Linked DNA regions of Homo sapiens: region 1 is linked to region 2. Evidence: chromatin loops called from intact Hi-C (ENCODE). Cell type or tissue: IMR-90. All regions are shown on one strand. Links, peaks and the distances in the headings refer to the core of each region. The heading gives the core; the rest is flanking DNA. Region 1 has its middle 480 kb from the start of MMUT. Region 2 has its middle 640 kb from the start of MMUT.

What was found. Peaks named below come from ENCODE experiments on the same cell type or tissue, not always from the same donor. Only the 100,000 strongest peaks of a DNase experiment are listed, where the experiment ranks them.
Region 1: a loop joins it to region 2, with 2.5 times the contacts of the local background. A loop is called at or near these places in 2 of 110 quality-filtered maps.

What each region holds. Positions count from the first base shown.
Region 1 is chr6:48,972,594-48,984,730 of GRCh38, reverse strand. No RefSeq gene overlaps it. Among named protein-coding and RNA genes, the nearest start is that of MMUT, 480 kb to the left of the region's middle. In IMR-90, for the core only: no CTCF peak of the experiment used is centred there; a DNase peak (open chromatin) is centred at 6,510.
Region 2 is chr6:48,820,456-48,832,592 of GRCh38, reverse strand. No RefSeq gene overlaps it. Among named protein-coding and RNA genes, the nearest start is that of MMUT, 640 kb to the left of the region's middle. RefSeq lists an enhancer at 4,621-5,820. In IMR-90, for the core only: no CTCF peak of the experiment used is centred there; DNase peaks (open chromatin) are centred at 5,082 and 5,462; H3K4me3 peaks cover 642 bases; H3K27ac peaks cover 1,269 bases.

The DNA of each region.
Region 1 (12,137 bases), core at 1,784-9,783, 150 kb before region 2:
GCGGGTTGCCACTGCAGGCTCAGGCAGCCTCCTTTTATTCTCTTATCTGGCCCAACCCACATCCTGCTGATTGGTCCATTTTACAGAGAGCTGATTGGTCTGTTTTACAGAGAGCTGATTGGTCCGTTTTAACAGGGTGCTGATTTGTGCGTTTACAATCCCTGAGCTAGACACAAAAGTTCTCCACGTCCCCACTAGTTTAGCTAGATACAGAGTGTCAATTGGTGCATTCACAAACCCTGAGCTAGACACAGGGTGCTGATTGGTGTGTTTACAAACCTTGAGCTAGATACAGAGTGCTGATTGGCGTATTTACAATCCCTTAGCTAGACATAAAGATTCTCCAAGTCCCCACCAGACTCAGGAGCCCAGCTGGCTTCACCCAGTGGATCCCGCACAGGGCCGCAGGTGGAGCTGCCTGCCAGTCCCACACTGTGTGCCTGCACTCCTCAGCCCTTGGGTGGTCGATGGGACTGGGCGCCGTGGAGCGGAGGTGGTGCTCATTGGGGAGATTCGGGCCACACAGGAGCCCACGGTGGTGGGGTTGGGGAGGCTGAGGCATGGCGGGCTGCAGGTCCCAAGCCCTGCCCCGTGGGGAGGCAGCTAAGGCCCGGCGAGAAGTGGAGCACAGCAACTGCTGGCCCAGGTGCTAAGCCCCTCACTGCCCAGGGCCGGCAGGGCCAGCTGGCGGCTCCGAGTGTGGGGCCTGCAATCGCGGGCAGGGTGGGTGCCAAGGGCAAGGAGGCACCGAGAGCGAGCGAGGGCTGCGAGGGCTGCCAGCATGCTGTCACCTCTCACTTTGACACACATCTGTTATTTCTGCAATTAGGTACAAGAAGTTACCGAAAGTCCTATAAATATTGGCTATGGAATATAAGCCAACACCCAAATCTGAAGCAGCGATAACAGTTGAACATTTTCTTAAGGGTTTTCTTTTTCTTTTTTTTTTGGTCTTTCAATAAACTCTTAAGCCTGGTTTATATTATAAAGCTTTGGTGCCTCCTCGGCCTTGGCACCCACTCTGGCCGCAATTGCGGGCCCCGCACTCGGAGTGGCCCACCAGCCCCGCTGGCCCCGGGCAGTGAGGGGCTTAGCACCTGGGCTAGCAGCTGCAGTGCTCAACTTCTCGCCGGACCTTAGCTGCCTCCTAGCGGGGCAGGGCTTGGGACCTGCAGCCCGCCATGCCTCAGGCTCCCCCACCCCACCACCATGGGCTCCTGCATGGCCCGAGCCTCCCTGATGAGCACTGTCCCCTGTTCCATGGCACCCAGTCTCATCGACCACCCAAGGGCTGAGGAGTGCAGGCGCACGGCTCGGGACTGGCAGGCAGCTCCACCTGCGGCCCTGTGTGGGATCCACTGGGTGAAGCCAGCTGGGCTCCTGAGTCTGGTGGGGACTTGGAGAATCTTTATGTCTAGCTAAGGGATTGTAAATACACCAATCAGCACTCTGTATCTAGCTCAAGGTTTGTAAACACACCAATCAGCACCCTGTGTCTAGCTCAGGGTTTGTGAATGCACCAATTGACACTCTGTATCTAGCTAATCTAGTGGGGACGTGGAGAACTTTTGTGTCTAGCTCAGGGATTGGAAATGCACAAATCAGCACCCTGTCAAAACGGACCAATCAGCTCTCTGTAAAACAGACCAATCGGCTCTCTGTAAAATGGACCAATCAGCAGGATGTGGGTGGGGCCAGATAAGAGAATAAAAGCAGGCTGTCCCAGCCAGCAGTGGCAACCCACTGGGATCCCCTTCCACGCTGTGGAAGCTTTGTTCTTTCACTTTTTGCAATAAATCTTGCTGCTGCTCACTCTGGGTCCACACTGCCTTTATGAGCTGTAACACTCACCACGAAGGTCTGCAGCTTCACTCCTGAAGCCAGCGAGAGCACGAACGCACCAGGAGGAATGAACAACTCCAGACACGCCACCTTAAGAGCTGTAACACTCACTGCAAAGGTCTGCAGCTTCCCTTCTGAGCCAGTGAGACCACGAAACCAACAGAAGGAAGAAATTCCAAACACATCCAAACATCAGAAGGAACAACTCCGGACACACTGCCTTCAAGAACTGTAACACTTACCACGAGCATCCATGGCTTCGTTCTTCAAGTCAGTGAGACCAAGAACCCACCAATTCCGGACACAAAAGGACTTCTGAAGACAGCATTCACTACATCAATGTAGTACTGTGTGATTGAAATTTTGGCTCAATTCATTTGTCACCTCAGTCTTCTTTGATGGCCTTGAGGGGGTTCGACCACCTCAATCAATATTACAAAAATCTTAAGACCAGAATTATGAGTATAAAAATACAATGTAATCACAGACCCACTTCCCTCTCAGTGGTTTGTCGAGGTCCCTAGGAGTAGCATGCCCCAAAAAATCAGGTCCACCTGGAATCTCAGAATGTAACATTAGTTAGAAACGGGGTCTTTGCCGATGTCATTAGTTGGGAATTCTGAGACGAAATCATTCTAGATTTAGAGTGGGCCTAAAAAGAAGGAGATTTGGCAGTATAGTCACAGAGAAGAAAGTCTTGTGATGATGGAGGCAAAGATTGGGATGATAAAGATACAAGCCAATAAACTATCAAGAATTGCCTGGAAACACTGGATGCTAAGAAGAAGTAAGGAAGAACTTCACTCTGCAGCCTTCATAGAAAGGCTGGCCCTACTGACTCCTTGATATGAGACTTCTGTCTTTAAGAACCGTGAGAATACATAACTGTTACTTGTGGTAATTTGTAACACCAAGTTCGTAGTAATTTGTTATAGCATCTGTAGAAAATCAATAGACCAGGAAAGAGGGAGGAACTCTCAGGAGCACCTCACTCAGGATATACTGTTAATACTATCCTACCAGTAATCCTAAAAAATTAAAACAAGCTTCTTTTCATGTCAAGTTTATCCTTTAGCATGGTTATAATTTCTGTGATTCATTTAATGAGAACCTTGCAATGAATATAGCCTCGAGATGTCATTTGGCACATCATTTTCATTGATATGTAAACCTCTTAACACATGTAAGCTACTGGAAGACAAGGGCCCTACTATTTGAATTCAGTATCAATTCAGTTATGGATTATCTGCAACTGAAAAATCACCCTGTGCTTTAACCTCCTCTACAAGATACCTACCAAATTTTCGATTAAGCTATTTATGCTAAAGGGAAAGTTAATTCTTACTGAGATAGCTCCTTCTAGCTTTTCAAAATACCTTAAGAAAGTCTTTAATGTAGAGTTAAAATATTGCCAGTTATAAGATTTATACTTCCACTCTAATTTTAGCCCACAAGACCACAAAAATAAAGTATTTCTTCCCACAAGTACATCCCTAAGTTTTTGAAGCTAACTGTATTGTTATCCAGTCCGTGTATTTAATAATAATGTTTTGCTCTCCTTTTTCTGCAATTTAAACTTGTTCATTTCCCCCAAAGAGATGCTCAGAAAATTAAGACTTAATTTCTTGTAGTATTAACATGTTTGAATATATCTCAGATTGGCTATATCTCCCCTAGAACTCAGCACCCAGAATTATATATGATTTTTAAAAAATATCTTCCATAGTACAGTGAAAGGAAGTATAGTATATTTTATCACGTATTAACAAACACTGATTAACTAAGAATGTTCCAACTTCAGTTGTAGATATTTGGAGAATCCTACACTGGATATTTTATATAAAAATTATATGGAAAATAATTTGATATTTAGAAAAAAAGTTTAAAATATTTTTTGCTTCCCCATTTAAGGTAAATCTACCTTCTGAGCTTCTTGTATTTGACTGTCTAAATGTCCAGTCAGGCTTGGAAAGTTTTCCTGAATTATTCCCTCAAACAAGTTTTCCAAACTTTTATTTTTTTATTCTCCCTCAGGTACAGCAAAGATTCTTAAGTTTGGCCATTATGCATAATCCCATATTTCTTGGAGGCTTTGTTCGTTGCCTTTTATTTTTTTAATTTTGTTTGATTGGGTTAATTCAAAAGCCTTGTTTTCAACCTCTGAAATTCTTTCTTCTACTTGGTCTATTCTTTTGTTACAACTTCCCACAGCATTTAGTAATTCCCTAAGTGCACCTTTCATTTCCAGAAGTTCTGATTGTTTTTTCTTTAAAAGATCTATTTCTTTAGAAAATTTCTCATTAGATACTAAATTAAAAAAAATCTTTATGTTGGTTTTCACCTTTCTCTTATACTTCCTTAAGTAGCTTAATAATCAACATTTTGGATCCTTTATCTGTATTTCAAATATTTCATCTTGGTTTGGATTCATTGCTGGTGAGCTAGTGAACCCTGTTTGTCCTCCTGCTAGAATATTTTTTCTAGTTCCTTCTCTTTGGGGTAGACTATTTCTTCTAATTATTTTTGAATTATTTTTGAATTCAACAGTGTTTTTAAATTTTCTTTTTCTTCCTCTTGAGGATGTAACTTTAATTTTTTAAATTTCTTGTAAACTAATACAGCTCTGTGTGCCTTCAGGGGTGAAGCTTCTGTATGAGTAACCTAGTTATAGATTCTTTGTATGATGGCTTTAAGCTAGTTGTAGTAGCAATGTGCTTGGTGTATGATCAGGTTCATTGTCTTCTGTGCAGTTGGAATGACAGAGGTCTCTTGAAACTTATCTCAAGGGCCAGATTACTGTGAGTGCTGCTGCTCCTCTAGGTCTAGCCACTCGGTGGGGGTGCCTCACTCCAGGCTGGTGCTAGGGAATGTCTGCAAGGGGTTCTGTGATGTGACCTGTCCTCAAATCTCCCAGCAGTGGTTACCAACACCAGCTCTGATGGTATTGGCAGGGGAGTGACATTGGCATATACCTTGTGAGATTCCTTGGTTATAAATAGCCTTAGTGTGTTGACTTTCTCAAATGCTAGTTGTAGTGGTAATAAAATTGTCTTGCGGACAGGTTCAGGACCTCCTGGTTAGCCAGAATGATGTAAGCAATGGTGATAGCTGAGGCCACACACAAGTTTTCTCTTTTCCAAGCACTGTATTATTGTGCCTGCAGATGGTGTAATGGACTGTGTTGTTTGGACTCCTGTCAGGAGGTGGAACTTGCAAAAAAAAACAACAGCCATGGTGGTATTAGTAAGATTTGTGTTTGCCTTATGTGACCCAGGAGAGGTACTTTTGCATCTCAGGCAATGGGCAGGGCCATGGAACTCCCAAGAGTTTCTGTCCTTAGTGTTAAGTCACCAGAGTGGATGGAGGGGCAAATCTGGGTGGGGGCTGGGTCAGGCAAGTCCACACTGGCTCCACATATGTGGGCACAAGCAACAACTCCAGTGAGAATCAGAGGGCAGTTCTCTGGCCACTGGGGTAGTGTTCCAGGGAGGAGCACATCTGCCTCTGCCATACCGAAGAGACCACATGAGGAGTGGGGAACAGCAGGCAGCAGTAAGCCCCACCCAGCTCCCACACATTTGGCAAAGCGACCTCACACCTGCGGTGTCCCACTAGCAGCAACTAACTAGGTTCCAGGCAGTGTGCTCAGAACTCAGAACCACCCCAGGCCACAAGCCTTCCCTGCAGAGACAGAAACCAAGGCTTTCAGTCCACGTTCTCCAAGTCTGCCTGTGAAGCATGCGTGTCTAGCTCTCATGCCTGCGGCTGCAGCACAATCTCCACTCGCCCCACGGTTTTTGCCAAGGTCTTTTATTCCCATTTGAGATTATATCATAAATCTCAGTTGGGAGCTTCTCTCAACCTTTGCTGCCTGAGTTAGCTAGCAGACTTGCATGAAGTCTCCTGTAAAGTAGGATCAGGTATGGGTTCCCTACATCCCCACTGGAAACTGGGAGCTCACACAAAGTCCATCTCAGAGCCATTCATTTTTATATACTCCCCACTGCTCATTAACTCACCTCCAGCGCTGGGTAGGATTAGGGCCTTTCCCAGTGGCCTGTATTGCCAGGTTCCCCAGTCGGAGAGTATATCCCAAAGTCACTTTATCCCCCTCTCACACTAGAGGCACTTAACAGTTTTCACCTAGCTCACAGTGTAGGCTGCAGCCTGATGTTTCTTTCAAAGGGTCTATGATTTCTTTTAGTTTTTTTAAGTTCCTGTGTTGCTTCTTGGGAAAAAGTTCAGTGTGATTCTCTACACACTATTTTGTCTTTCCAAGTGGAAGAGGCATGCTAGCAATGTCTCCAATCTGCCATCTTGGAAAAAAAATGGGTCTTAATTTTTAACAAAAGGCTTTAAAATAAAATAATAATAAAACTATAAATAAATAAAGGTCATAGAATAAGGATATAAAGAAAATATTTTTGTACAGCTGTACGATATGTTTGTGTTTTAAGACAAGTGTTACTACAAAAGAGTCAAAACATAAAAAGTATTAAAAAGTTTTTAAAATAAAAATGTTACATTCAACTGAGGTTAATTTATTATTGGAGAAATAAAAATATTTGTATAAATTTAGTGTATCCTAAATGTGCAGTGTTTATAAAGTCGACAGTAGTGTACAGTAATGTCCTAGGCCTTCGCATTTACTCACCACTTACTCACTGATTCATCTGGAGCAACTTCCAGTCCTGCAATATCCATTCATGGCAAGTGCCCTCTACAGTTGTATTGTATTTTATCTTTTATACTGTATTTTTACTGTCCCTTTTCTATGTTTAGATACACAAACACTTACCATTGTTTTACAATCGCCTCCAGTATTCAGTACAGTAATATGTTGCACAGGTTTGTAGCCTAGGAGCATTAGGCTATAGCAAATAGTCTAGATGTGTGAGAGGTTATACCATGTAGGTTTGTGTAAGTACACTCTATGATGTTCATATGATTTCCTAACTACATATGTCTCAGAACATATCCCCATTGTTAAGTGATGCATGACTGTATAAAATAAGTATTTCCTAAAATCTAACTCTTATGTTAAAACTCACTTTCCTTATAATAAACACTCACTTACTTTGCATCTTCCTCTCTCAAAGCTCAGTGACTAACTCACTACACAAAGCTATAATGAGTGTTAAACATAAAGGTCCCTGGATTTTCCTGTACTCCTTACAGTAGTCTGTCATTCTTAATCCATTTAAAATAATTAACAAGGGAACCAGCCTAGCCGAAACTTAAACTTTATAGAATATAATGTTATTAAATAAACTTAGACCCAGATGATACCTTAAAATCATCTCCTCCTGATAACTTATAGCAATAAAAGAGAGATCAGGGATTCTAAATAACCTACGGAATGTTACACAGTTTCATAGACATATATGTCAGGGTTAGAAACTGAACATACCTAATTTAGTGCATTTTCGTCTGTTGTTTATAATATGACTTATGTCTTTATTTAAAAATAATAAATGACTTTTTCTTGATAGTTAAGAATAAGAAGGATATTTGGAAAAATAATATGGGTTGATTATTTTACAGACTCAAACATTAGAATATAGTTTCTAATGTTAACTTGTACTTACGTTTCTTTAGTGATTAACTCCAATAGTTGCATATAAATTCTAGAAATTTTATGGATTTAACCAATTCTAAAATAATATTTTGCTTCAGACTATGTTTAAAGATTTAAGTTAAAGAGGAGTAAATACAAATAGAAATTCATTTGGTACATGAATTTATTCTCACATATTAAACTGGGTTCTCCCTAATTTGAACATATTTTTCTTGAAGGCTAATATAATAAAGTGTCTTACTAGTGCTTAGATAGTGTCATTTAATCAGTAGATGCCCAATATATGTTGTTAAAGATGAACTTAAAATGAACCCTGTGAGACTACTGGGCACATGTCTCAGTTTAAGGATGAATGATGTCTCCAGTACTTATAGCCTCAACTATTTCCCTTGCCTCCTTGCCAGTCTTCCTTCTGCAAGTCTAACAAAGAGTAAGTGAACCACATGAATTATTAATATAACTAACCCTGGAGAATTTGTATTCTAACAAAGATCAAAGCCTCAAGGTAAATCTATAAATTCCTGGTATGGAAATGTAGACATGAGTAAGAATTAAGGGAGAAAAACAGAGAAACTACCCAGCACCTTGCAGTCACCCTATAGTATGAAGAACATGGTCCCAAATTATCAATTCTTTGGTGTTATTTGATGATTTTTTAACACAAAGTGTCTATTGCTTTAGTCGTACTGTATCAGTTGGTAGAAATATTTCAGTTTTAGAAATAGTTTGAGTGATTTGCAAGAAATGTATCTCAAAAATAGCAAAATAATTAAAACTAGCAATTTTTTCCCAGAACAGCTAGTCTCAGTTTTGTGACTCCCTAGGGCAATGATTTTGAGGCTTGTGAGCTTGATAACGCCAACCCGAGGCAATTCCATTGGACAGAATCTTAGGTGTTCTCAGACAGCCTAGAGGGACACATCTTGTGTGAGATGTGATTTTCAGGTTGTAAATTACTAAGATGTGCTAAGTCTCCCTTGCTTAGTGTGGTACCTAAGATAATAACTTAATGTATGAATTGAACTCCCCCTCCTCATATTGTGAAGGACATAAAATTCCTCTGAGTGGTCGAAACTGAAAATCACTAACTTTCTATGCTCTGGAAAGTGACATTTATCAGGGCAAGAACATGACAAGTATTTGGAACAAAGTTGGTCTCTTGGGTATGAGCGTATGATCTCCTGGTCCATAATCCTTGGTCTCAGCCAAGTTTACCACGGAGGCGCAGCCAGCCTTGTTCATAGATGGATCATTCCATTTGTGCGTTGCAAAATTACTTCACTGGAGTGATTTGGTGGTTGACATTCATAAACTTGAGAACAGTGACCTCATCTTATTTACTAATTTGACATATCTGAGACTGCGTTAATGAAAATTCACTAAGATATTTCATGCAATTGATGCTGGAAAAATCTCTTGAAGCCTGTAATTGGTCAACCTAAAAAGTCACACAACTCAAAATACATGAGCACCATAAAACAGTCACTTGCCGTGTACAAGCATTTTCCTTCTATGTCAGTTGGCATACATTCATTCATTCAACAAATAACATTGTAAGTGCCTACTATGTTCTTGGAGATGAAAATACAGAGTTAGACAAAATAGTCAAATCACTGTCTTCTTTGACCTTTTATGCTTTTGATTTCCTTCTTTCATACCTGTACCAAAGTAGGTTATCTTTAAAAAGACAACATTACCAGAACACTACCTTTTCTAACAGATTAAAAGTGGTCATTCTGCTTCCCACTGGGACCAGGCTGTAAATGATTCAGGAATCCTTTTAAGTTTGGGCTACATTTGATGGTGCTTGGTTTATTAATAGACTATACAATTCTTTTATTTGTTGTAATTACTTCACAATGTGATAACTAAGCCTTCTTCAGTGAGCAGGTCTCAAGTGTGGATATGTAGCATTCATGTCACCAACACCTCTTGTTACCTACTATTATCTGCTTCCTTTCATCAACCCCAAACTCAGTCTGGAAGCTTCCAAACATCATGTCTGCATCAAAGTTCAGCACAGATATTACTTTGATTCCCTTTGTCTCTGGAGAAAATTTGAAGGAATATTTTCACAGAAAAGGTCCTTGGGATTTGGGATCTTAGATGTACAAAAAAGGAGTCTAAACGTCTAGCTCCTATGAAATTTATTTAGGAGGACTCCCCTCTCAATATAGGCAACTTCTATAGGAGTGGATTGGAATCAAGAAAAATTGAAGTCCAATTCAAACCGTGTTATTTACTAAATGGCTGTGCTAGTTACTTAACTTATATAAAACTTAGTCTCGGCCAGGCGTGGTGGCTCACACCTGTAATCCCAGCACTTTGGGAGGCCGAGGCAGGTGGATCACAAGGTCAGGAGATTGAGACCATCCTGGCTAACACGGTGAAACCCTGTCTCTACTAAAAATACAAAAAATTAGCCGGGCGTGGTGGCGGGCGCCTGTAGTCCCAGCTACTTGGGAGACTGAGGCAGGAGAATGTAGTGAACCCAGGAGGCAGAGCTTGCAATGAGCCCAGATCGCGCCACTGCACTCCAGCCTGGGTGACAGAGTGAGGCTCCATCTCAAAAAAAAAAACAAAACAAAAAAAAAAAAGAAACACAAACAAACAAAAAAAACTTAGTCTCTTTACCTTTAAGATAGGAATGAAAATTACTTTGCATATTCTTTGTAATGCTACAAGAATCAACTGAGATAATACATAACAACTGCTCAGGTAATATTCTTACCCCTCAGATGCTTTGCAATAAGAATCAAAAGGTGAATTTCATGGTGTGTAAATTTTCTCAATAGAGCTTCTATAAACAAAATGGTGTGGTGGCCTTTAATATAAATTTACTATGAATAATAATATACATTACCTTTGAATAATGATACAATTTCAAAGCCATTTATATATATTACAATACCTGCAATCTACCTGGTACTTTTAAAACAAATATATATGTATACACATATATATGTATACATATGTATACATATATATTTATACACACACATATATATCATACATTTTCTCTATTACTTTATATTATCAGGGAGGTGAAAAAAATAGGTTCAGAGAGAGTCAAGGCGATATAATTTACAGAGTGCCTATTATGGGACTAGTGTTATGCTAGACCTACAGATACAACGAGTGAGTCATAGAACTCACAGTATGGCAACAGACATCTTAGCAAATAATTATAAGACAATCTAATAACCAAAATAAATTATCACTGCATTATGGGCTATAAATGTACTGATTATAAAAAAAAAAAACTGACATTCTCAGGATTGTTGGGAAGATCAACATTAAAAGTGACAATTTCTGTGCAGTTATTTCAATAGCCTTGGTTTTGCTATTACTTTATTTAAAATACCATAGAAATGTAGAAAGAACAGGGATAAGGTAGCCAAATGAAAAGAAGAGGAGCTTTGGAAGGAGTCAAGTTTGATTTCATATCCTATTTCTTTCACTTAACATCTTTATAAACTTATATAGATATTCTAACACCTCTGATATTTAACTTCCTTAATTACAAAATTAAGATAATTTCTATCTAAAAAAGGATATTTGGGGCTTAGGGAGACATTGACCAAGCTTAGAGAAACATTGGGCAAACTTCCAGGAAAGCATCTTATTACTATGAGGAAATCACTCCAAAACATTGTCCTGTGAGGTAAACAGAGCTTAATGCACTGCATGAAACATAGCACTCAATATGATAGTAAGGAACTCAATTATATAATCTCTTCATTCTTAAATACTTATAACAAAAATGCGTCATCCATCTGATTTAGCACATTCAGCATTGATAGCTAATTATATTGTCACATGTGTCAGGTTTATATCCACTTATACATTCCCTGAAAGACAAAATTGTGTTGTATTTTTTGTAATTCCCTCACATATCACATAAAAACATGTTTGGTAGTGGCTAACATAAGAAATACTTTTTTTTAATGCTTGACTCTTGGACTTGATCACTCTACTTCGCTTTTTCTCTTTTGAATACTATCTTTCAAATTTCAGAAGGATGGCATAGCCACACACACAAAAAAACTAAAGGTCTTCATGTTTAATCAATATAGAACTTCATGATAACAGTAAAGATTTTGTTGAGATGATCAAATCTCAAAAGAAATAACAAATTCCAGGTCTTACTATTCCCAGGAGATTTTTACTTACTAGAAATAGTGGTAATATATTTTCAAATGCAACATTAAATGTTCCCATGGTTTGTTATGGTAAAGGTGGAAGGATGAACACAGTCTAGCAGGTGAGACAACCTATACAGATTTAATTTATGAAAGCCCTTCAAGTCAAAGACTGTGTCTTAAATATCTTCTGATTTAATTTTTTATACATGAATAGCACTTAACAAATGTTGAAACAAGTAGTAAAATAGATACTTAAGAAGATTTAGACTTTCAGGCATACTGAACCATGATTTATAATATTGTTTCCTTAGGAAATTCATTTTGAATGTGATTTGGTACTCCAGGTGTGGCAGAATCTTCCCCAACTAAGCGAGTGTATGCTTTCAACCCAGTGCTTCTATGAGTGTGACCTTTTTAGTTTCCACATATAATAAGATCATGTGGTATTTGTCTTCCTGTGCCTGGCTTTTTTCACTTAACATAATGTCCTCCAGGCTCATCCATGTTATCACAAGTGACAGAATTTCTTTCTTTGCGAAGGATGAATATTATTCCATTGTGTATATATAGCA
Region 2 (12,137 bases), core at 1,863-9,862:
TAATATATTGTAATATAATATATAATATATAATATATTGTTATATAATATAATATATAATATATAATATATTGTTATATAATATAATATATATAATATATAATATATTGTTATATAATATAATATACATAATATATAATTATATAATATAATATACATAATATATAATATAATTATATTATATATTAATATAATATATTTATATTATATATTATATATTTAATATATTTATATATTATATATTTAATATATTTATATATTATATATTTAATATATTTATATATTATATATAAAATTAAAATATATATACTTTAATTATATATATACTTATATATTTATATTTATAGGAAATATAAATATATTTAAATTTCATATATACATATAAATTTATATAAGTATATTTATATTTATATAAAATATATGTTTATTTTATATATAAATATATACTTACCTGTTAATTATATATTATTAAATTATAAATATAAATTATTAAATATAAATATAATTAAAATTTGTATATACTACATAATACTTATATAATATATAATAAATATATTACATACAACATATATGACATATATATTTTATATATTAACACATATTATATTTAAATATAATATATACTATAAAGTTAATTGTGTCACTTTTCTTTACAATGTAAGCTATATTATAAGCTGCAATCATTGTTTAAAATGTAAGCTAAAAGTTTAAATATAATGTGTAGACTGTAGAATATATTTTTGAGATTCACTAGGCTTATTGTGTGTATTGTGTATTAATTTAAAAATACATCTGTCTTTGCTTCTTTCGAGCAAAATATATATGGTATTTAATTATTTCAAAGTGAGTTCTAAAACGTTATACTTTGCTTGAGTTTAAGTCTTTTTAAAAAATCAATAGGTAACAACTCATTTGACATTGAATATTTTGAATTACTGGAAAACCTCCAAGTTCCTAATCTGTTCATCCTTAAAAATAAAGTAAAGAACAAAATAAAACATCTTTAAATGTCATTTGATTAATAAAATGTAGCTTTTATGGAATCTTGAGCTTAATTGGATTGCTGGCATTGCTGAACTCAGATTAAATGCATTTGGATCAATATTAATTGGTTCAACTATGGTGTGTATATCATTGAGTTACTCATTGTTGGATGAATTACACCCCTGCCTGTTTTTGGACAAATTTCTGTCTCCTCTATGATTAAATAATGTTTTAGATAAGTTATTGTTTAAATGATGGCCAGATTCTAAACTCAAAGGATTATATAACTGGAAAACATCACAGCCAATCACTGCCATAAGAAAAAAGACTATCTAGGGAAGACATGATTTATAGACCCTTCGTAGTTGTATTTATATTACTGTTTTCTTTTTTAAATTTGTATACACACAAGAAAAGAATTATTGAAGTAGATGCTCTTCAGTGTACTATCTTGTGTCTTCTTCAAGAACAGAAAATGCTAGAGCCCATCAGTTGTCAGACCCCACCTAAGAGAAATTTAAGCTTATTGTCTCCTGGGTGATGACAAGACTAGTGCAGGTATGCATTAATTCGTTTTGTTGATGCCAAATGCTGAACAAAAATTGTATTTGGCAAAAATACATGGCTGAAATAATATGTGTGGATATTTCAACCTAAACTTACCCTTATTATTGCTACTTTGTTTTAGATATTTTAATATGTATCTATTTCTACATACCAAAAATGTCTACCACTAAACAGATTTATATTAGGAGATTTATTGCCACAATATTATTTAATCTGTATTACTAGTCTCTCCTCTAAAATAAGTATTCATCTCATTTTAGCGCTAGAGTTAAATGTTCTTCCTATGGTTACACAGCTAGTAAGATATGGCTTGGGATTACTCACCATGATTTATTTCTGCTCCAGAACCCAGGCATATTTTTCTTTCATCTTACAGTCTTAGAGAGATAGATCACATAGTGACACAAAATAAATACTATCTTTTAATTTTACTAAATTCATGTCTGATAAGTAATATTGTAATATTTAAAATGTTTATTTATAGACCAGAGCAGGTGCAAGATGCCAAGAATGCTATTTTTTTTTTTTTGAGACTGAGTCTCGCTCTGTTGCCAGGCTGGAGTTCAATGGTGTGATCTTGGCTCACTGCAACCTCCATGTCCCAGGTTCAAGCGATTCTCCTGCCTCAGCCTCCTGAGTAGCTGGAACTACAGGCGCGTGCCACCACCCCCAGCTAATTTTTGTAGTTTTAGTAGAGATGGGGGTCACCATATTGACCAGGATGGTCTCGATCTCTTGACCTCATGATCCACCCATCTTGGCCTCTCAAAGTCCTGGGATTACAGGTGTGAGCCACCATGCCTGGCCAACATCGTTTTCTTGATATGTGTGTTGTACATGCGAATTTTGTAAATTATGCATTTAAATTTTCTAGTAATTGTGAATTTAAGTAAATAATTTCCAGAGATGGAATGACATTATTTTCCTATTCACAAATTTGACATCATACATTTAGAATTGAAAAGGTGACCATAGCTATCTCACACAACACATAAATGGCATGCACTCTAATCTTATTCTCTGCCCATTGATCCTTGAAAGCAAAGGATGTGCCTTATTCATTGTTTGGGGCTCAGCATCTGTCATAGATTAGGGCCATAGAAAACTTCTAGCAAATTAACAAAAAGGCTTTATAAAAGCAAAAAGTTACTCTTAAAGGTAAAATTAAGGGGGCGTAGACCCTCATTCAGATGAAAACTTTTTTTTCATCTTTCGCATTTGCCTTTTAACCCATAACACAAATGCTATTTCTCACTCCACTCCCAAGCCTTCTGGAGGCAGTGGAAGTGGCATGAGAGTAGCCTCTAAATTGTTTGAACAGATAGTGGCAGGTATTGTCTTCCGGCACTAAGACAAGTCACTGGCTTTATTTGTTAATCACATCCTAATCACACCCTAATTCTTGCCCTTTAATTTGCAAATAAGGAAAACAATTATGAGTCAATTGTTAATTAGAGACTTCTCCAGCTGGAGGGAAATTAGCCTACCTGAGTTAGATATGTTTACTTTCATTCTTACTAAGTAGAGTACTCAGAAGGTGTGTCTTCTTCTGAGGCTTTCACTTGGCAAAGATAAAATTAGTAGTCTCTAACGTATAGCTAGTAGAGACCAAGCAAAATATGATTTGTTGTCAGTTGCATCTTTTCTCTTGCCAGAGGCAATTGATTACTGAACTCGTTATAGGTTTAGGAGTGTTGAAGATCATCAGTATCATAACCAAAAGGAAAATAATGTGTTTGAATGTGTTATATGACTTATTCAATTTTTCCTTTTCTGCAAGCACAGTAAAAATTCTCTTGGTAAGGACTGAGACTCACTTACTCTATTATCATATATCCAGGACTAAACAGTGTCTAGCATATGTGAAGAATAGTAAATAAATATTTATTGAATAAATGTTACCATGTGATCTTTCTTGAGAGAAGCAGTGACACAAAAATTGAAAACGTGGTCCAAATCCAATTTGGACTCTATTTTCATGGAGAATTTGAGGTCAACTTATTAAATGAATATTCAACATATTCTGCAGAATGAAAAATAAATCATTGTTATTTTTCAAACTGTTTCAGATACAAAAGAAATCCAAAACAACAATAATTAAACAAGAATTTTTTTTTTTCAAACTTGGTCAAATTCATTTCAAAACAAAACTCAATGCTTTGGAATATGTGCAGCTAAAACTAAGTTTATCACTTTACATCTGAATTAAGTGACCTTGTTTTCTAGAAAACAACCTCAGTGAATGAAAGATACCTTGCTGAGCATCAGAAGACAAAGATTTAAGGACTAACTTCTGAGAACACTTGTACCATCAACAGCTCTGTGTTTTGAGTGTACCCAGCTCACTTGGTGTTCCAATACCAGAGCAACAGGGTGGCCAGCAACAGTGTCCTAATCATAAATAAACAAGAGCCAGATGTGGATGTTTACAGTGAGCCTTTCACGGGAGGCCTTTTTTTTTTTTTTTTTTTTACCTGGTAGAAGGCTTAATGCCTAGTTGTCCTGCCTGAGATAGAGAGCCCCTCACACGGAAAACTTGTTTATACTGGCAGATGCCATTGTGGCTCTTCTCTGACCCCTGATCAGTTTATTCCTGTCTGAGCATCATTCTGGTAATGGGAGAGCTCACCTTGTACACCGCTTTGAACTAAACTCTGATTTTTTGTCTTGCCCAAATTCCTATTTAGGAGTCCTGGGGAGTCATGCCCTACAAATCATAAATTCTTATCAGATGGGTTTTATTTAGTCCTATATATCGTGACTTACTTTCCAACCTGACTCTGGCATAACATTATGAGACAAGGAAGAAATCAAATTATTTTGCCCCAAAAGATGTTTATTTGACATATTTTGAAATGATCCAGCAAAGCTGTTCTTTGTGGGGGGAAAATTTTCATCTGTAGAGAATCTTCATTAACATAGCTAGATCTTTTCCTGCTAGACCTTCCCAATCCTAAACAGATTAATTAAGATCTGAATAGAAAACATTTGTCATCTATTGTCTCTAAGGGCAGCCATTATAAGACTTCAAAAGAACTTTGGTCTCTACAACCTTTTATCTTAACTTGAACATCCCCTTCCTATCAATCCAAGGTCTTTAGACAAACTCAGCCAATTGTCAATCAAAAATGTTTAAATTCACCTATAGCCTGGAAGCCCCCATGCTTTGAGTTGTCCTGCCTTTTTGTACCAAACCAATGTATTTATTAACTGTATTTGATTGATGTATCATGCCTCTCCAAAATGTATAAAACCGAGCTGCGCCCCAACCACCTGGGGCACACGTTCTCATGACCTCCTGAGAGGTTACTCATATTTGGCTCAGAATAAATCTCTTCAAGTATTTTACAAAGTTTGACTCTTCTCGTTCAAACCGCCCCCCAAAGCCCCACCCCACTGTTCCAGGAAAAACCTGGCCTGGGGCTGCCTCCTAAAGAACTAGGGTGTAGTGAAGACTCAGTCACAACTTGAGTCATCTCTCCTCCCTGGCAGAATGGGCTCCCTTTTTGCCTATCCTTCCTGTGAGGAACCATCAAGGCATTTGCCTGCACTGACTTAAAGTTCTTATCTGTGGCTTGAGTCATTTGGGTGTGGCATAGAACTAGAAACTGTGTCGATGGTGACTGAGCCCTGGTATGAGAAAGTAAAACGTGTATTCAAAATGAATGCCCAGGCAACATACAATTTTAAGAATTCTTTACACCCTGAAATTCCATTTCCTCATCTCTTAGGTTCTTGATTTGCTGGAGAGTATTCCTATTAGGATAAAAGAATATAAGGAATAAGATGCTTTCTTTATAAACTACAAGATCTGATAGAGTGTCAGCTGTACCTTGTGGTGCTGTGCAATAAAATGGCTTATGATGTCTGAGTCAGAGCTTCTCAGTTATAGCTCATGGAGGCCTCTGGGAAAAAATGACTTATTAACGCTGAATCATTCTTTTGTCGTTTCTTAAATAACAGGGTAAATTTAGCAATTATTTGTAGTCATGACACATTCTGATTCTAACTGGAGCAAAGATTTTGAAACTTTAAACCAAATGGAACTGAGCATCATCCATCCATTCCACAGACCTGTCTGGAATAATTTTAACCAGGAATCTTAGTGCCCTCCTCCAGCAGCTCTTCCCCAGAGAGTCATAAAGTGATTTTAAAATTTTTATCTGTGATTTACTAGCCATTCCCAGAGGACAAGCCTGCTGATAAGAAAAAAAAAAAAAACAAAACTATTTGGCTTGCTTTTTCTTATTTCTTCACTTTTAATCCATCTGAATGTTCTCTGTATAGCTTGGGTTATTTATCAAAACCCAAAGCACTATGCTTAGAAATAGTATCTTAGAATAACAGCTAAAGTTATCCTTAGGATTAAAAAACAGAATAAATGAGATTTATTTTTATGAGAATCATAAAGTTAGAAGAAATTGGAAGTCTTGTCCTTAAAAATAATCAGAAAAGTAACAAAAAAGAAAAAATCTTATATCACAAGGAAGGAATTTTGTTGTTAATAAAAATGACTTTTAAAGGGGAGAAAGTGAAGTGTTAACATAAGACTGGGCTGTAAGGAATTCCTGATAATGTACTACAGCTTTGCAACATTTAATTCCCACAGACTGTCAGAAAGCTGATTAACTGTAATCAGGAATATGATGTTTGCCACATATTATAGGACCTTTTCGTTAGTGTGTTTTATTTGAGAAATTAAATATGTATTTGACCACTGCTTACATAAACAAACTCAAAAAGAAATTTCTCAAATATCCATCATAGCAAGCATTTTTCATACTACAGTCATACTTTATCTAAACAATCGTTTACTTAGATTTATCCTGGTCTTTCACTTTCTCTGAATTTACACAATGTCAGGAAAAAGTTTTGATACACAATTACCTTGAACCAAGTTATTTTATTTTTTAAAAAATAGCCCTATTACAATATAATTCACATGCCATGTAATTCACCCACTTGAAGTGTATAATTCACTGGTTTTTAATGTATTTACAAAATTGTGCAACAGTCACAACAATAAGCATTTCCATCACCCCGTAAGGAAATCCTGAAACCATCATCAGCCACTCCCCATTTCCCACCAGCCTTAGGTAAAGATCAGTTTACTTTCTGTTTCTATAGATTTGCCTGTTCCGGACATTTCATATAAATGGAATCATACAATTATGGTCTTTTGTGACAGGCTCCTGTAAATTAGCATGTTTTTAAAGGTTTGTCTATGTTGTATCACTATAAGTATTTCATTTATTTTTATTGCTGAATAACATGCCGTTGTATGGTTATACCACATTTTGTTTCATTTGATGAAACATTTTGGTTGTTTCCTCTTGAGGGCTAATATAAATAAATACTGCTATTTTAGAACTGATCTGTCCTCTTAATGTTAAAATTGAGCAAGTCAACCTGGCTTATAATATGAATCACTCCCTGTGACAAAACACACTTACTCTTTAAGGAGTCCAGGACTCCTTAAAATTTGGATTTGAAAGATCAAATTGGGGCCAGGTGCAGTAGTTCATGCCTATAATCCCAGCATTTTGGGAGGCCGAGGCGGGCAGATCACCTGAGGTCAGGAGTTCGAGACCAGCCTGGCCAAAACGGTCAAACCCCATCTCTACTAAAAATACAAAAATTAGCCTGGCATGGTGGCAGGCGCCTGTAATCCTAGCTACTCAGGAGGCTGAGGCAGGAGAATTGCTTGAACCTGGGAGGCGGAGGTTGCAGTGAGCTGAGATTGCACCATTACACTCCAGCCTGGCGGAGAAGAGCGAGACTTCATCTCAAAAAAAGAGAAAGATCAAATGGGGATGCTCTGTAAATTACTATACTTTACAAATAATCGGTGTCCCTTGAGAGCATTGTAGTGCTTGAAGTTTAGAAAAAGCTGTTTTTTCATTTGCAAAGAGATCTACCTTTCAGGAGTATCCATATACTGAAGATAAATGTAGGAGTTTAGGGGCTTTGATATTTTTTATGAAAATAGAAAAGAATCCCCAAAACAATAGTGATAGCCTACCACCTCACACATCCGTCATATGGACCACAATTTTTAACATACATGGAAAGACAGGAAGCATTATTGAACACATAAAATGAGAGCAGATCCCAAGCTAACTAGGGCAGTAGAAAAATATTCTTTCGCAGCATTCATCAGTTAACTTACTAATTAGCATTATAATTATTCTGAAGACTAGGAACATTTCCCCTGGAAGGTTCCTTTTTTTTTTTTTTTGAGACAGAGTTTCACTCTTGTTGTCCAGGCTTGGGTGCAATGGCGCGATCTTGGCTCACTGCAACCTCCGCCTCCTGGATTCAAGCAATTCCCTTGCCTTAGCCTCCTGAGTAGCTGGGATTACAGGCATGCACCACCACGCCCACCAATTTTGTATTTCTAGTAGAGATGGGGTTTCACCATGTTGATCAGGCTGGTCTCGAACTCCCGACCTCAGGTGATCTGCACCCCCGCCCCCCGCCCGGCTTCCCAACGTGCTGAGATTACAGACGTGAGCTACCGCGCCCAGACTGGGAGGTTCCTTTTAATCAGGAGTGGCAAGAGGTACCCAGCTGACTTAAGGATACCTAAAAGAATATCTTTATGGTAGAACTACTATCAATAGTTAACTTGGAGTTAAGGAAAATTCAATATTCTTGCTTTTTACTTAGTAAATGTATCTTAAGCCTTTGTCTTGTTCTCATCACCTTAATTTCCAGTATTCCCTCTTTCATATATGGACCTCAGTGTTCACAAAAGATATTTTACCCATGTATTAGCACTCTAGACAGGAAAAGAAAAATGAGAAGTGATTTTATTTTTATTTTTATTTTTTCTGAGACGGAGTCTCGCTCGGTAGCCCAGTCTGGAGTGCAGTGGCATGATCTCGGCTCACTACAACCTCTGCCTCCTAGGTTCAAGCAATTCTTCCTCCGCCTCCCGAGTAGCTGGGACTACAGGCAGGTGCCACCACGCCCGGCTAATTTTTTGTATTTTTAGTAGAGATAGGGTTTCACTGTGTTAGCCAGCATGGTCTTGACCTACTGACCTCGTGATCCACCTGCCTCAGCCTCCCAAAGTGCTGGGATTACAGGAATGAGCCACTGCGCCAGGACAATTATTTAATCAATTAAAAGAATGATATTTCCAGCCAAACAAAGAGAAAACCAGTGTACAAAAATGCCTGTCTTCTGTTTTTGAATGAGTATTCAAACCCTAGCAAGCTCTCTTATAGTTTTAGTCTCGAACAAGTTTGAGATGAGTCAAGAAGCAGCCAATGAGCTTATACAGATTTCTAATATTCAAGACTTTTAAAATTGGAAATGCCTCAATAAAGGGAGGTGTTACATGCTCCATGAAAGGAATCCATAATTGAATAATTAAGCTGACTGATTCGGCTGTTCTGAGAGCAGTACCTATTATCAGTAGGAAGAAATATTTTATAACTCTAGGAGAGGAGGTCTGTATGAAAAATTGATAGGCAATATCAACTCTTTAAAGAACTGAATTTATTTTTGGCTTCTTAAGTAGTAAACTAAAGCCTTCTTAAAATTCATCTTAAGTGATTCTAATTATTCTTTTATGTTGTTATTTTCTGTTTTTAATGAACTCTTCTTTCAGTTGTATATTTCCTTTTTTCCAGATTTTTGCTTTTCAAATGTACAGAAAATTTCAAAGAATGCTTCAATAAACACCCACATGCTCTGTACTTAGATTGACCACTTAATATTTTGCCACATTCACTTTATTTCTGTCTGAGTATATGGGAGGTGATAACTCTATACATAGCTAGATAGATAAGATACATAAACAATAGATGTAGTCACACTGTCTAGACTAACACATAGATAAATGATAGGTTGGTAAATCGATGGATAGATTGATTTACATAGGTCTTTATGGAACTATTTGAAAGTGGCACACATTATAACACTGTTAAAAAATAGCATTTATTTCCTTAAATCAAGTAAATTATTTTACAAAACTTTAATAAAATTATCACACTCAAGAAATCTATTGCCTATCCCATTATGGTTGCCAGAAAATTTACTATTGCTGTATTGCGTCCAGAGTAGGTTCCTTCCGGTGGGTTCGTGGTCTCGCTGGAGCCATGGACCTCCACAGTGAGTGTTACAGCTCTTAAAAGATGGCACAAACCCAAAGAGTCAGTAGCAGCAAGATTTATTGTGAAGAGCAGAACAAAGCTTCCACATCATGGAAGGGGACCCTACAGGGTTGCCACTGCTGGCTGCAGTGGCCAGCGTTTATTCCCTTATTTGACCCTGCCAAAGTCCTGCTGATTGGTCCATCTTACAGAGTGCTGATTGGTCCATTTTACAGAGCACTGATTGGTCCATTTTACAGAGTGCTGATTGGTCCATTTTATAAACCTCTAGCTAGCCACAGAGCGCTGATTGGTGTGTTTTACAATCCTAGCTACAGAGTGCTGATTGGTGCATTTTACATTCCTCTTGTAAGACAAAAAACTTCTCTGAGTCCCCTCCCCACCCACCCAGAAGTCTAACTGGCTTCAGCTCTCAATATTATTATATAATATTCTGTCCCCATTTAAATTTCTACAATTTTCCCAAACGCATTCTTGATTATTGTTTTCTTTGATCCATGAGATAATCATATTTTATGGGTAAAATGTAGTTGTTTTGCCTTTTTAATTTTCTTTAATCTAGAACATTGTCACCATCTTCCTTTGTCTTTAGTATCATTGAATGACATTTTTGAAGAGTTTAGATAACTTTTGTTTATTTGTTTTTCAAAAGTCTCTTAATTTATTTTTTTATTTTCCTCATGATTTTGTACAGATTAAATATCTTTGGCAAGAATAGTATATAGGTGATGTTTCCTCCCTTTTTTAAATTAAAGATTGTTTCATAATCTTCTCCCACTTCAAGGCACTCATAGTTGTTGGCATCTATGTACATAAATGTTCTTGGCATCCTTCTTTTTTACTTTCTTGACCCTTATCGTTTTTCCATGTAGCCTTCTTTGAGAATATTCTTCTATTATTACCTAATGCTTCATTTTAGTAATTATTCCTCTTTGACAGATATTTTATTATTTATATCTAATTCCTAAAGCGTTAACATTGTGATTACTCCTAAAATTTTAATCTGTGAAGTATTTGTTTTTTCCAATTCTTTCACTTTGATCAATAAATTTTTATATTCTCTACATAAAGTTTGTATTATTGCTTATGGAAAAGACTCCCATGTTCAATGTTGTTTCTTTAAACTCCCTGCTATTTAGTATCCAAATCACAGATCTCTCTGCATCTTTTGTCATTTTATATACTTAAAATATAGTATATACTCAAAATACAATATTTGCCTTTTAATGCATCAGACCTTATCTTGAAATAAAAACTGAAGTACAAAATATCCATTAATACATTAGTAAACTAATTAATAAATACATTTTTATAAGATTTATAGCTGATTGTCAGACATTATAAATTTCCAAATATGTAAATTGACTTTAGAAAGTAAAACTAAAAGGCTTTTAATTTTTTTTTTAATTTTTATAGATAGGGTCTTGCTGTATTGCTCAACTGGAGTGCAATGGAACAATCATAGGTCACTGTAGCCTCAAAACCTGAGTCTCAAGCAATACTTTTGCATCAGTTTCTCAAGTAGCTGGGACAACCCACACACACTACCATGTCCAGATAACTGTTCATTTTTATTTTTTATAGAGAAAGGGTCTCACTATGTTGTTCAGGCTGGCCTTAAACTCCTGGCTTCAAACAATTCTCCCACTTTAGCTTCCCAAAGCCCTGGGATTATAGATGTGAGCCACTATGCCTGGCTGGCTTTTTAATATATATATATTTTTAATTTTGTTCTCAATTTTAGATTAAGGTTAAAAATATAGTACTGATAATTTCCTTGAATACTGAGGACTATTTTTAAACTAGGATATTTAAATGATAACCTAATGATGATTTTTTTCTCCTTTGGTTAAGGATTCTCGATTGATAGTTAATTAATTTGTGGTTGAACTAACTGAAACATCATAACAGATCTGAGCAGACTAAACTGTAAAAGGAAGTGATAACTATGTGAATATGGGGTTGTACTATGTCACAGATATGCAGACCCAAGGACATCTGAAAGAAATGTTCTTAATGTATAGGTTTTGCTGTCATCAGAAATATTTGGTTAGTGATTCCAAGTTGATTTGGTATTATTGTTTCTTTTTGCTGGCTTTTTTTTTTTCTTTTTGAGACAGTGTCTCACTCTGTCGCCCAGGCTGGAGTGCAGTGGTGCGATCTTGGCTCACTGCAAGGCCCGCCTCCCAGGTTCAGCCATTCTCCTGCCTTAGCCTCCGGAGTAGCTGGGACTACAGGCGCCCGCCACCATGCCCGGCTAATTTTTTGTATTTTTAGTAGAGACGGGGTTTCACCGTGTTAGCCAGGATGGTCTCGATCTCCTGACCTCGTGATCTGCCCACCTCAGCCTCCCAAAGTGCTGGGATTACAGGCATGAGCCACCACACCCGGCCCTTTGCTGGCTTCTTAATGGTAACAATGCATGTGGTGGTGGTGGTGGTGGTGGTGGAGGTTTGTGTGTGGT